3 separate regions of the Homo sapiens genome follow, and regions 2 and 3 are each linked to region 1. Evidence: chromatin contacts called from ENCODE Hi-C or POLR2A ChIA-PET data. All regions are on one chromosome and are shown on one strand. The core of a region is the stretch at or near the end of the contact, and the rest is flanking DNA. Distances in the headings are between cores, read along the strand shown. Region 1 holds the start of DAG1 (dystroglycan 1). Region 2 holds the start of RBM5 (RNA binding motif protein 5). Region 3 holds the start of ARIH2 (ariadne RBR E3 ubiquitin protein ligase 2).

What was found. Hi-C counts contacts between places; a loop is a spot of excess contacts on that map. ChIA-PET counts read pairs that join two places held with the same protein, here RNA polymerase II (POLR2A). Pooled maps may share reads with other maps.
Region 2: a loop to region 1 is called in a pooled map, with 9 times the contacts of the local background. The contact joins the promoter of RBM5 here to the promoter of DAG1 in region 1. A Hi-C loop is called at or near these places in 1 of 37 single-sample maps with no recorded cell type and 6 of 50 pooled maps. POLR2A ChIA-PET finds 5 or more read pairs at or near these places in 3 of 52 experiments (OCI-LY7, activated B cell and activated T-cell).
Region 3: a map of naive thymus-derived CD4-positive, alpha-beta T cell shows a loop between it and region 1 (7-fold over the local background). The contact joins the promoter of ARIH2 here to the promoter of DAG1 in region 1. A Hi-C loop is called at or near these places in 1 of 168 maps with a recorded cell type or tissue (naive thymus-derived CD4-positive, alpha-beta T cell), 1 of 37 single-sample maps with no recorded cell type and 11 of 50 pooled maps. POLR2A ChIA-PET finds 5 or more read pairs at or near these places in 5 of 52 experiments (AG04449, GM12878, IMR-90 and 2 more).

Annotation. Positions count from the first base shown.
Region 1 is chr3:49,469,017-49,473,429 of GRCh38, forward strand. It overlaps DAG1 (dystroglycan 1), which reads left to right and starts at 1,251. Exons shown (of 3, transcript NM_004393.6): 1 at 1,251-1,417. RefSeq lists a silencer at 930-1,669.
Region 2 is chr3:50,086,656-50,091,068 of GRCh38, forward strand. It overlaps RBM5 (RNA binding motif protein 5), which reads left to right and starts at 2,264. Exons shown (of 25, transcript NM_005778.4): 1 at 2,264-2,374; 2 at 3,727-3,796. The coding sequence starts at 3,780. RefSeq lists enhancers at 2,121-2,712, 2,232-2,401, 2,442-2,551, 2,713-3,303.
Region 3 is chr3:48,916,902-48,921,314 of GRCh38, forward strand. It overlaps ARIH2 (ariadne RBR E3 ubiquitin protein ligase 2), which reads left to right and starts at 1,941. Exons shown (of 16, transcript NM_006321.4): 1 at 1,941-2,097. ARIH2OS (ARIH2 opposite strand lncRNA) reads right to left here and starts at 2,484. Exons shown (of 1, transcript NR_161301.1): 1 at 887-2,484. RefSeq lists enhancers at 818-1,568, 1,374-1,843, 1,569-2,320, 2,321-3,071 and silencers at 2,014-2,113, 2,184-2,263.

The DNA.
Region 1 (4,413 bases), core at 1-2,500:
TTGGAGCCGAGACACTGAAGTATAGATAATTGCAAAAAGGTATGTTTTTGGGAGATGGGGCATTCCTTTCTTATCTCTGCAACTTGCATCTCCCAGACGCTCCTGAGGAGGGAGGGAAAGCCAGGGAGCCCCAGAGCTCTCCGGGATCCAGGGAGGAAACCATGGCTGGTGGCAGCCAGTTCTGTGTTCAGAATGTGCTTGCTGTCAAGAGTGCAGGCCTGGAATTCCAGCCTGGCCACAGGCCAAGGAGGGAATGGACCCATCCTGCGCATGGTGTGGGGATGAGAAGCAGAGCCCACCACGGGTCTCATTCCCAGACCCATCCGGTAACTGTCAGTTTCAGTAACTGTGAAGTCTGGGGCTTTTGGGGTGGGGGGCTGCAGGTTAAGTCCTGGGGAGAGCTAGAGCTACCTTAGGACCCTCCCCTTGAATGTTCCAGGCAGCAACCCCCCTCTCTTATTTCTTCCCCCACCAAAAGAATGCAGGCCACTAGGAGTGAGTGACCAGCGCCTGCGAGTTAGAGCTATTTTGGGCAGGAGAGCAGGCGTCGGATTCCAGTGTTCCAGGCAGGGGGAGGGGACGAGGGTTAGGCCTGAGGCGCTTTCCGACTCCCCAGCCTGCTGTGGGCGAGGCTCTAGGAGATGAGCTAGCTTCCCGCTCCTCCTGTCCCTGGCCTCAGTCTCCCATCCGTGTAAGGGCCGGGCAGCAAGGCTTTCATCCTTTGCAATTGAGAGAACGCTTCCTGATTGTTCTCATGGCTTAGAAATACCCCTTGATTTGCATTCGAAGGAAATAAGGAGGGCTGAACGCAGTCGACGGGTGGCCAGTTGCTGGGCCAGTTCGCAGTCCTGACTGTCCCTTGATTAGTCTTAGAGGCCCAAAGGCCTGAAGTTGGGCGGGGAGCCCCTCCCCCACACTACTGGTTCTGAAGGCTCCGAGTGACCGGGACCGACCGCCGGGGTGTGTCCCGGGACGGACTTCCCTGGCCGTGGGGGCGAGGCTTCCATAATGGGGCGTGACTTTTAGGGCGGGGGAGTGGCTAGCCAATGAGCAGAGAGGTGCTGGCCGGGGCGGGGCTTGCGCGCGGGTGCGGCGCGCTGCGGAGCGGCCGACGCAGGCAGAAGCCGGCGGCGCGCGGACAGCCAGTCGGCGCCGCGCGGAGCTGGCCGCTGGATTGGCTGCAACACTCGCGTGTCAGGCGGTTGCTAGGCTCCGGCCGCGCGCCCCGCCCTTGCGCTCAGCGCCCTCTCACCGCCCGGTACGTGCTCGCGCGAAGGCTGCGGCGCGGCGCTCGCGCCTCTTAGGCTTGGCGGTGGCGGCGGCGGCAGCTTCGCGCCGAATCCCCGGGGAGCGGCGGTGGCGGCGTCCTGGGGCCAGGAGGAGCGAACACCTGCCGCGGTCCTCCCGCCGGCGCTGGGTGAGTGCACCGCCCGCCCTATCCGCTGTGCCTGGCTGCTTGGGCCCCCATCCCTGCTGCCGGCTGAGCCTTCCGCGGAACACCTGCTGCTGCTCGCTGTTCGGCCCGGGGCGGGGACACGGCCGCGGACGTCCTTGTGGGTGAGGAGGCGGTGCCGCCCGGGCGGAGCCGCCCCTTTGCTCTGGGTCCCGCAGGCAAAGGCTCGGAGCGTTCGGCTGCAAGGCCCGGGCCGCGCGCCGCGGCGATGGGCCAGGCCTTAGCTCGGCCCGCGCTCCCGGGAACGTGGAGCCTGCGCCTTGGCCGCGGTCGTGAGCCGCCTGCGGGCCGCCTCCCTGGCTTCCAATAGGGGTTGTGGCCCAGTTGGGCCGGATTCCGACTGTGGGGAGTCGAGCCCCGCTAGAGGCAGGGAAGGGCACCGCTGCCGCCACTGCTCTGTCAGAGCTGCTCAGAGCCTTGGTGGGTTCCGTCATCCTTACTTGAGCTCCTTTGGAAGCTTGTTTACTTACTACCTTTTCACTTTGTATTTGGCAGACCTGGTTCACCTGCGAGTGTATTTGGATAGTGTCTCCACAGAAAATGTCGTCTCGGCTTGGAATCTTTTTGCCATAAATTCTAAGTTAGTTTCCTACAAACTCAACTGGTAACTTAAAATGCATCCTTTAATCTCTATAACTTGAAAAGTTCTTATTTTTGTAAATCGAGTTGCTTCAGAATTAGTTTTAATGGTGACGATGAAGTTTTGACTGGTTGAGGCAAGAGCCTGGGACAGCACCTTCATAGCGCAGAGTCTAACTTAAGATTCTAGCCTGCTGCTTCCCTAAATAAGCGAGTAGAAGTGACTCCTGGCATAGAAGCCAGACTCCGTGAAGGGAAGGTGGTGTTTATAGGACATAATTCCAGATAAAGAGCTGGATGTGCTTTCAGGTGTTTTGCAAAGTCTGGTGTAGATGGGGTATTGCAGTTTTATCAGGTTCTATGCTTAGTTAAGTTCAGAGACATTATTTTGGAATGTTCCTGTTCTAAAAAAGAATTCAACCGTACTACATTTTGGAGGCATAAAAATCCATAGTTTGAGTATGGAGAAGTTTAGTTGAACTTTTGTGGGTTTTTTTTGCTGTGAACTAAGGAAGAAGAGCTCATGGCCTGTGTCCTGTATTTTGGAGAAATCAGATTTCAGTAGGGAGTTGGATCCATCATGTGAAGACCCTATGGGATATAAAAGCTTGTGCTGACATGTGCTTTTGTTAAAAGAGGCACAGTGCAAATCCTCACTGTTCTTAAAAATTGATTTTGCAAAATGCATTTATTCATTTGAACAAATATTTTGATTCACTACCTGCCAAATTCTGTGGTAGATCCTAGGGACCCATGTAAAAGAGTCTGCTTCTGCCCTTAAGGAATTCAGTTTAGGGGGCAGTGGGGACCAGGGAACCCATGATTAATAGTGTCTGCCCGCTAAGCGTGCTCACATAGTAGCCTGAGGAGAGAGGGAATTCCTGAGCTGTGGTTTTCAGGGCCAGCAGGAATTAGTGGGGGACATCAAGGCCTGGACACAGGGAACCACATGTACATGAGCACCTAAAATAGTGCTTGGGAGTCCTCCAGCTTGGCAGGTGCGAGCTCTGGGCCTGCCTTGTGCTCAGGAGTTCCAACTTTGTATGCGGGGTGCAGGAGTCTGGGGAGCCTTTTAATCAGTAGAGTGGTGTGACCCAGACCTGTGTTTAGAAAGATATTGCTGGTGGAGTGGCAGGAAGAGGGAGGGGGTCAGGACCTCTGGCAGTTAAGTCAGCTAACAGAGGAGAGGTGGGGAGGGAGAAGGAGCCATCAGAAAAGAGAGACTGAAAAGGTAGTACAGAGGGGATGTCCTGCCATGATGGGGGAGGAGCTACATTCTGGAATGCATGGGCCAGAAGACCAAGCATAACCAAGGATTTAAATTCCTTGTTGACTACCTGGTATAGTGACCTACAGAGTTGCTTGTGTCTGGTTAGTGTTGAGGATGGTGGGATTTGGAGGGACCACTTAGGGACCACTTAGACTGCCGTCGATGCATAGGAAAGGAGGCCTGGCATTTGATTATTAAAAACTTTATCGCCGGGCATGGTGGCTCCCACCTGTAATCCCAGCAGTTTGGGAGGCCGAGGCGGGCGGATCACGAGGTCAGGAGATCGAGATCATCCTGGCTAACACGGTGAAACCCCCTCTCTACTAAAAATACAAAAAATTAGCCGGGCGTGGTGGTGGGCACCTGTAGTCCCAGCTACTCAGGAGGCTGAGGCAGGAGAATGGCGTGAACCCGGGAGGCGGAGCTTGCAGTGAGTTGAGATAGAGCCACTGCACTCCAGCCTGGGCCACAGATCGAGACTCCGTCTCAAAAACAAAACAAAAAACAACTTTATCTCCAGGCAGGGCGTGGTGGCTCACGCCTGTAATCCCAGCACTTTGGGATTCTGAGGCAGGTGGATTACCTGAGGTCAGGAGTTCAGGACCAGCCTGGCCGACATGGTGAAACCCCGTCTCTACTAAAAAATACAAAAATTAGCCAGGCATGGTGGCGGGCGCCTTTAATCGCAGCTACTCGGGAGGCTGAGACAGGAGAATCGCTTGAACCCGGGAGGCGGAGGTTGCAGTGAGCTGAAAGCCTGGGTGACAAGAGCAAAACTCGGTCTCAAAAAAAATAAAAAATAAAACAAAACAACTGGCCAGGCGCGGTGGCTCACGCCCGTAATCCCAGCACTTTGGGAGGCTGAGGCGGGTGGATCACGAGGTCAGGAGATCAAGACCATCCTGGCTAACACGGTGAAACCCTGTCTCTACTAAAAATACAAAAAATTAGCCAGGTGGGGTGGCGGGCGCCTGTAGTCCCAGCTACTCATTCTCCTGGAGGCTGAGGCAGGAGAATGGCGTGAACCCGGGAGGCGGAGCTTGCAGTGAGCTGAGATAGCGCCACTGCAGTCCGGCCTGGGCGACAGAGCGAGACTCCGTCTCAAAACAAA
Region 2 (4,413 bases), core at 1,014-3,513, 620 kb after region 1:
TTAAATTTCATTAATGCATGTACTCTTTTCTGATATTTTGCATATATGCTTCCCCATAAATTGTATATATTTCCTCTCTAAATACACACACACCACATATATTATATTTCTACCTTTTCGTCTATATATGTATTGTGTATATACCTATATATAGATATATACACTGACATCCCTCCACTTATTCTTGAAAGATTTGTTTTCCAGAGAGAGAAGAAAATGGTATAGGCACAGTTTTCTGTAACTGATGTATAACTTTCTGTAACTAATGGTATAGGCACAGTTTTCAATTTGTATGACCTGAAAAATCAGTTCTGGCTGGGTGCGGTGGCTCATGCCTGTAATCCTAGCACTTTGGGAGGCTGAGGCAGGTGGATCACCTGAGGTCAGGAGTTCGAAACCAGCCTGGTCAACATGGTGAAACCCCATCTCTACTAAAAATACAAAAATTAGCTGGGTGTGGTGGCGGGTGCCTGTAATCCCAGCTGTTTGGGAGGCTGAGGCAGGAGAATCACTTGAACCTGGGAGGCAGAGTTTGCAGTGAGTTGAAACTGTGCCATTGCACTCCAGCCTGGGCAACAGGAGCAAAACTCCATCTCAAACAAACAAACAAACAAAAATGTTTGCAAAGCATCTAGGGCAATAATATAGCATCTAGTAAAGCGATCAACTAATGTTCCTCATTTTAATTTATTTTTTATTTTTATTTTTTTTTGAGATAGAGTCTTGCTGTGTTGCACAAGCTGGAGTGCGGTAGAGCAATCTCGGCTCACTGCAACCTCCGCCTCTTGGGTTCAAGCGATTCTCCTACCTCAGCCTCCCAAGTAGCTGGGATTATAGGTGTGCGCCACCACACCCAGCTAATTTTTGTATTTTTAGTAGAGACGGGGTTTAGCCATGTTGGCCAGGCTGGTCTCGAACTCCTGAGCTCAGCTGATCCACCTGCCTCGGCCTCCCACAGTGCTTGGATTACAGGCATGAGCCATCATGCCTGGCCCCTCCTTTTTATTTATTTATTTATTATTATTATTATTATTATTATTATTATTATTATTATTATTATTTTGAGACTGAGTCTTGCTCTGTCACCCAGGCTGGAGTGCAGTGGCACGATCTCAGCTCACTGCAACCTCTGCCTCCCTGGTTCAAGTGATTCTCCTGCCTCAGCCTCCCTAGTAGCTGGAACTACAGGTGCATGCCACCATGCCCGGCTAATTTTTGTATTTTTAGTAGAGACGCGGTTTCACCATATTGGTCAGGCTGGTCTTGAGCTCCTGACCTCGTGATCCACTTGCCTCGGCCTCCCAAAGTGCTGGGATTACAGGCGTGAGCCACTGCGTCCAGCCTTTTTTTTTTTTTTTTTTGAAACAGAGTCTCACTCTGTTGCCCAGGCTGGAGTGCAGTGGCGCAATCTCGGCTCACTGCAAGCTCCGCCTCCCGGGTTCACACCATTCTCCTGCCTCAGCCGCCCAAGTAGCTGGGACTACAGGCGCCCGCCACCATGCCCAGCTAATTTTTTTGTATTTTTAGTAGAGACGGGATTTCACCGTGTTAGCCAGGATGGTCTCGATCTCCTGACCTTGTGATCCGCCCGCCTTGGCCTCCCAAAGTGCTGGGATTACAGGAGTGAGCCACCGCGCCCAGCACCGGCCTCCTTTTTATTTTTTAGCGACAGTTTCTCGCATTGTCCCCAGGCTGGAGTGCTGTGACGAGATCACAGCTCACTGCAGCCTCGACCTCTTGGGCCCAAGCGAACCTCTCACCTCAGCTCCTGAGTAGCTGGGACAAGAGGTGCACGCCACCATGCTCAGTTAATTTTATTTTTTGTAGAGATAGGATCTCACTGTGTTTCCCAGGCTGGTCTCGAACTCCTGGCCTCAAGCGATCCTCCTGCCTCGGCCTCCCAAAATGCTGGCTTGTGAGTGAGCCACCACTTCACGCACGGTCTCCTTTTGAAGTAGAATTAGACAATGTTTTACACCGTGCCAGTGAAAGCAAACTGTACTCTCTACGGCGCTAGTAGCAAAAGCAAAGAATTATTAACATGCCTAATAGGAGCCCTAAAAACTAATCCAGGTCTGCAAAAGCCGATCGACAACTCTGTAGTGATTTAGAAGAGAATTGCAAGACATTAACACAGAGCGTCCTAAGTGACAGGATGGTCTGGCGACCACATTTCCCGGCAGCCCTCGCACAGCCAGGCCGCTTCGAGGATTGGACTTCTCCGCAGGAGGCGGGTGACAGGGGGAGGGGATAAGCGTGAGGTACTGTGGGTAGGAGACGGCCGTCGGCGGAGGCGCCATTTTGTGTAGCCGCCGAACCTTGTTGGAGGTTCTGGGGCGCAGAACCGCTACTGCTGCTTCGGTCTCTCCTTGGGGTAAGTGCGGCGGCTGTCTGTAACGACGGTAGGTTCTTGCCATTTGGGCTGGCCCCCAAGCCTCCCTTGTCAGCTGCCGGAGGCGACTGATCAGCTCCAGCCGGTTCTGTAGAGGGGCTAAATTACCCCAGGCGTTGGAGGGCCGCGCCCTTCCTTGTTGCCAGCTCTGTCAGTTTCCAGAGGGTGTCCAGCCAGCTCAGCCTTGGGCCTGCTTCTTTCTGGCTGTGACTTTGCCCCTTGTGGATACACGTCCCCTAATCTTCAGCCCAACGGAGCAGTGGAGCCGTCGCCTGTCCCTCGGGCACTCCTTGGGAGCTCCCTGGCAGTCTCTGGCCGCCATCCCCCGCTCAACTGCAACTGAATCGCCCTCTCCGAAAAGCTGTTCGGTGATCGCCCATCTGCGGGTTTGGAACCTCTTGGGAGGCGGGAGGGGCATGTGCGGGGAGGGCAGGCCGGACGCTGGAGTCGGTCGAGCAGGCCGTGACGCCGCCATCTCGGCCGCGAGACCCCACGGAGGTGGGTGCCGGCACCGCCCGGGAGACAAGGGGCGGCACCAGTGAATATGCCCCGGGACTTGTTTCCCCCCAGTGGTTCTTTTTCATTTATTAATTTCAACAAATCGTTGAGCATTCGCTCTAGACTAGGCTTCCAGAGACTACTGGAACTGATTTTTCGGACCTCGCGCTCATCGAACGCGGTCCAGCAGTGTGATGTCTTATTACCAACGGGGGGCGGGGGGCCGGGCTGTTCACTACTCAGTGGTTTGTAGTCATAAGAACTGGCTCAAGACGTGGTGGTTATTGTTACCTAGGAATTAGGTCGTTTCTAGCTTTGCTCTTGTCTTATGCGATACGTTATTAATGTAGTAGATTTCAGTCAGCTCAGTATCCCAGCTTCTACGAGGTTTTACATTTTTCATCAGAAGTGTTTGAATTTCATGTTGCTCCTTGTATTAATGAAGACACTTGGATTAATGTTTTAACGGTCAACTATCCCACGGAGTTGCTTTGATACAAAACCAAGGAGCTGATTGTAGCTCTGCCCTTTTTGCTTTGTAATTCTAAGGTAGGAGCAGGGAAGGAGTCTTCTGCTTGCTCCGTATTATGATTCTGTTAAATCTGGAATCTAATATTTTAAAATATGCTTAATCTTCCGGTTTTGCTCATTGTTAACAAAATGTTAGCACGATTTTAACGTTGACAGTTTGTCCCCACCACTTCCCCACCTTAGATAATCACTGTCAATGATTTGAAGGTTTGATGAAATCCCAGCCTCAGTAGTATCCAAGCTATGGAGCTGCTGACTTAAGTGATCTCTGAGATTTATAGCAATTAATCTCTCTTGTCTCCTAGAAAAAATAAAATTTGAACCTTTTGGAGCTGTGTGCTAAATCTTCAGTGGGACAATGGGTTCAGACAAAAGGTAAGTTACTACAGTACGTGGCTTTGATCTCAACATTTCAGTGGGGACTGAACTCCTTGTTTAAAATAGTTTATCAAACTAATATATGAGTGTTTTGCGCCAGGCATTGCTAACGAACACCTTTATGATCCTGTTGTCACAAACTACAGTCTAGTGAGAGAATTAAAGTACTGTGTGAACATGCTGTGATAAAGTGTAGGGTGCTCTTAGAACACATAGGAAGTATGTCTTTTTCTTGTTCACAGCCAGGAAAGCTTCCTGGAGAAAATATTCTCTGGAAGGAAGCTGAAGGATAAGAAAGAATTTTAGGCAAAGAAGGGCAGGGTAGAGTGGGTCACTGAAGGTTCCCTGTGTGGACAGCAACCTTTGCAGAATCCAGGAGATCATACAGTCTGGCACTTAGCACAGTTCCTGGCTGTGGTAAGCAATCAATGAATGCCATTTCTTGTTATTGTTCCCTGAATAGCAAGATGATCCAGACTTAGAGAGCTGAGAAGCTTGGGACTGTGTGTTACATGAAGAAAGAAAGAGCCAAAGAATTAGTGGAAAATTAAGATGAGAGCATTTGGCTATTGTGTCACCTATGGGTACATGCTCTCAGACCATTTGATTTAAAC
Region 3 (4,413 bases), core at 691-3,190, 550 kb before region 1:
TCAAAAAAAAAAAAAAAAAAAAAAAATTAGCTGGGCGCGGTGGTGCGCGCCTGTAGTCCCAGCTACTCGGGAGACTGAGGCAGGAGAATCACTTGAACCCAGGAAGCGGAGGTTGAAGTGAGCGGAGATAGCGGCTCTCTCACTGCACTCCAGCCTGGGCGACAGAGCGAGACTCCGTCTCAAAAAAAAAAAAAAAAAAGTAATTGCTACTCCATAGGCAGAGCAGTCCACCCGACAAGGTTTTTGTTGTTGTTGTTGTTTGAGACAGAGTCTCGCTCTGTCCCCCAGGCTGGAGTGCAGTGGCGCGATCTCTGCTCGCTGCAACCTCCGCCTGCCGAGTTCAAGCAATTCTCCTGCCTCAGCCTCCCGAGTAGCTGGGACTACAGGCGCCCACCATCACGCCCGGCAAATTTTGTAAATTTTTAGTAGAGACAGGGTTTCACCATGCTGGTCAGGCCAGTCTCGAATTCCTGACCTCGTGATCTGCCGGCTCCGGCCTCCCAACGTGCTGGGATTACAGGCGTGAGCCACGGTGCCCGGCCACGCGGCATGATTTTTAATGGCTTTCTACATTGTATGGTTTGTTATTGTTGTTTTGAGACAGGGTCTCCTTCTATCACCGATGCTGGACTGCAGTGGTGCGATCTTGGCACTCTGCAGCCTCGACCTCCTCGGCTCAAGCGATCCTATATCACCTCAGCCCCCTGAGTAGCTGGGATGCACAGGTGTGTGCCACCTCGCCCAGCTAATTTTTAATTTTTTTGTAGAAAGGAGGGGGGTCTCACTACATCAAATTCTTGGGCTCAAGCGATCCTCCCACCTCGGCTTCCCAAAGTGCAGGGATTACAGGCATGAGCCACAGCGACCAGCCAGCACAGGTGTCTTTATTTGTTTTATTTTTTATTTTATTTTATTTTATTTTGAGACAGAGTCTCGCTCTGTCGCCCAGGCTGGAGTGCAGTGGCGCCATCTCGACTCACTGCAAGCTCCGCCTCCCGGGTTCACGCCATTCTCCTGCCTCAGCCTCCCGAGTAGCTGGGACTACAGGCGCCCGCCACCACGTCCGGCTAATTTTTTTGTACTTTTAGTACAGACGGGGTTTCACCGTGTTAGCCAGGATGGTCTCGATCTCCTGACCTCGTGATCCACTCGCCTCGGCCTCCCAAAGTGCTGGGATTACAGGCTTGAGCCACCGCGCCCGGCCTGCACAGGTGTCTTGAATATGTATATACGCGACTCCAGTATGGTTGGAAATGATTTGATTTGTTGTCTATGGAATTGCACAACCTGGAGCCTTCCTAACATCAGCGGCTTCATACTGGCATTTCCATTGTGGTGCAGCAACAATCTGAGTGAGCCTCCGTCTCTAGCCACATCATTTGACAACCGGTCCCAGAAGGTAACTGGAAGTCATGATGACAACTCCTATACTGTGAAAAGAAACTGCAAGCAAGGCAGTTAAGATGCAATCTTGCACGGTGACCGTAAGTCGGAGAACTGCGCGGCGAACGAGGCCTCGGCAGGGGAAGCGAAAGCCTGGTGTGGTTGCGGCTCTGGGGCCACCCTGCGACCGCCTCGGGGTGTAGGCAGAATTTCCCGGCCCAGCTCCCCTCTGACCAGATAGCGGCCGAGAAACAATGGTTATCTGCTCCACTGACGCCAGGATGTCTTCTCCGTGCCCGATCCCGGAGTACAAACAGTGAAATGAGAAGCCGGTGAGAAACGCGCTGGTTAAAAACATCTCGACGGGAGACGCTGGTAGGCGAATAGTGGCTCCAGACGCGGTCGGCGCCTGCCGTACCCTGGTCAGACTCTGGGTCAGAGCGCTAAGTTTCAAGGAGGCGGCGCTAAACAGGCCCTCTAGCCGGGAGCCTGTCGCGACCCGAGCGACCGTGGGTCGACCCCGATCCGGAAGTGACGCAACGGCGCCAAGCACTTCCGGAGCTGTGGGGACGACTCTTCTGGAGGAAGCAGCGCGGGCTTGACCGGCGTCGGCCCGCCGCCTCCGCTGCCGCTTCGCCCCAATCCGGTCCCTCTGGCCCGGCCTGACCCGGTCTGGCTTGTTCGGGCTCAGCGGCCGCGAGGCCGCAGCTCCCGGTAAGTGCGCGGCGCACGTCACGGCCTTGTTTACCTTGGCTGGCCGCTGGGGGGGCCTCTCCGCGCGCCTCCCTGGCCGGGCCGGGACTCCGCCTTCGCCGTCGCCCGGGAGGCCCGGGCGCTCCCCGTCGCCGGCACGTTGTCCGAGCATTACCCGCCGTCAGCGGCCGGGCGCCCAGCGTGTGTCTGCCTTTTTTCCTCCCGCCGCCTTCTCAGCTCTCGGAAAGGTCAGAGGCCACCGCCTCTGACCAACCGGCGCCGGCACATCTAGGCCCTCTCTCCCTGTCTGGCGCGGCGGGGAAACGCGCCGCCTCGGGGCTCACCACTCGAGTCATCTTTGGGAGCTCTCGCAGCGCTGCCCGCGCGGTTTAACGCCCGCCTGTGGAGGGTATCCCCAGCTCGCGGGCTCCGCGTCCGCGCGAATATCCCGGAGCCCGCGGCGCCCCTAGGGATGTGCGGCCCCGGAGCTGTGCCGCCGCCTCGCCAGAAGCTGGTTGGGCAGCCGCGTTCTTGGATGACTTCTCCTTAGTACTGTTCATTGCCTGGTCCCATAGAACTTTCTGTCATAGCGACATGTTCTTTACCTTTGCTGTTCAGCATGGTAGCTACTAGCCACACGTGGCCGTTAAGCATTTGACCTGTAGGCTAGTGCACCTGAGAAACTAAATTTTAAATTTTACTTACTTTTTAAGTGTAATTAAATTTAAATAACCACATGTGGCTAGTGGTCACCGTATTAGAAAAGACAGATACAAAGTGTAGGATTTTGAAACGAAATTGCTGATTTCTAGTTTTGTGCCAAGTCGTTTTTCTTCGGAGGTGTAGTTAGTAAATGACCTGAATTCAGCGCTAGTGATCATATCTGGAGTAAACGTCTTCAGACTCACTAAAACTTACGTGTTCTGTGCGTGGTGGGCAAGCCCAGGATGGTTGGTTGTTAGGTCCCCTGAACATGTGACTTTGGCTCTGGAGGAAATTTTTTTTTTTTTTTTTTTTGGTGGGCGGGACAAAGTTGCTGTCACCAGGCTGGAGTGCAGTGGCGGCGATCACAGCTAACTGCAGCCCCGACTTTCTGGGCTCAAGTGATCCTCCTTTCTTAGCCTCCTAAGTAGCTGGGACCACAGGCACGTACCACCACACCTGGCTAATTTGTAAAATTTTTTGTGGATACGTGATCTTAATAGGTTGCCTAAGCTGGTCTTGAACTGCTGGGCTCAAGCTATCCTCCCGGTTTGACCTCCTAAAGTGCTGGGATTACAGGCGTGAGCCACTGTGCATGACCTTTAAAAAAATTTTTTTTGAAAAAGTGCCCGGCCCACTTTTTCAAGTAGAATTCGGATATTTAACTTTGAGATGATTAAAAATTAAATTTTCATTTAAATGTGCACCTAGAACATTTAGTATGAAATGGAGTTCTCTCTCTTTTTTTTTTGGAGGAGCCTGGAGTTTTCCCCACCTAAATATTTGGTTGGTGAGAAGCCTGTGAGCAATTTCTTTTTTTTTTTTTTTTTTTGACACGGAGTCTCACTGTGTTGCCCAGGCTGGAGTGCAGTGGTGCAGTCTCGGTTCACTGCAGCCTCCATCTCCCAGATCAAGCAGTTCTGCCTTAGCCTCCCGAGTAGCTGGGATTACAGCTGGGATTACACCCAGGCTGGTTGGAGGGCAGTGGCGTGATCATGGCTCGCTGCAATCTCCTGGACTCAAATAATCCTCCTCACTTTGGGAGGCCGAGGCGGGCGGATCACGAGGTCAGGAGATCGAGACCATCCTGGCTAACACGGTGAAACCCCATCTCTACTAAAAATACAAAAAATTAGCCAGGCATGGTGGCGGGCGCCTGTAATCCAGTGAGCCGAGATCGCGCCACTGCACTCCAGCAAGACTCTCAAAAAAAAAAAAAAAGAAAGAAAAGAAAAGAAATATTGTCCCCTTGGAACAAGATCAGCACTTTTTCTTTCTTTCATTTATTTATTTTTATTTTTGAGTCCCGCTCTGTCTCTCAGGCTGGAGTGCAGTGGCGCGATCTCGGCTCACTGCAACCTCCGCCTCCTGGGTTCAAGCGATTCTCCTGCCTCAGCCTCCTGAGTAGCTGGGATTATAGGCGCATGCTACCACGCCCAGCTAATTTTTGTATTTTTAGTAGAGACAGGATTTCATCATGTTGATTAGGCTGGTCTCGAACTCTTGACCTTGTGATCTGCCACCTTAGCCTCCCAAAGTGTTGGGATCACAGGCGTGAGCCACCGTGCCCGGCCCACTTTTTCAAGTAGAATTTGGGTATTTAACTTTGAGATAATTAAAAATTAAATTTTCATT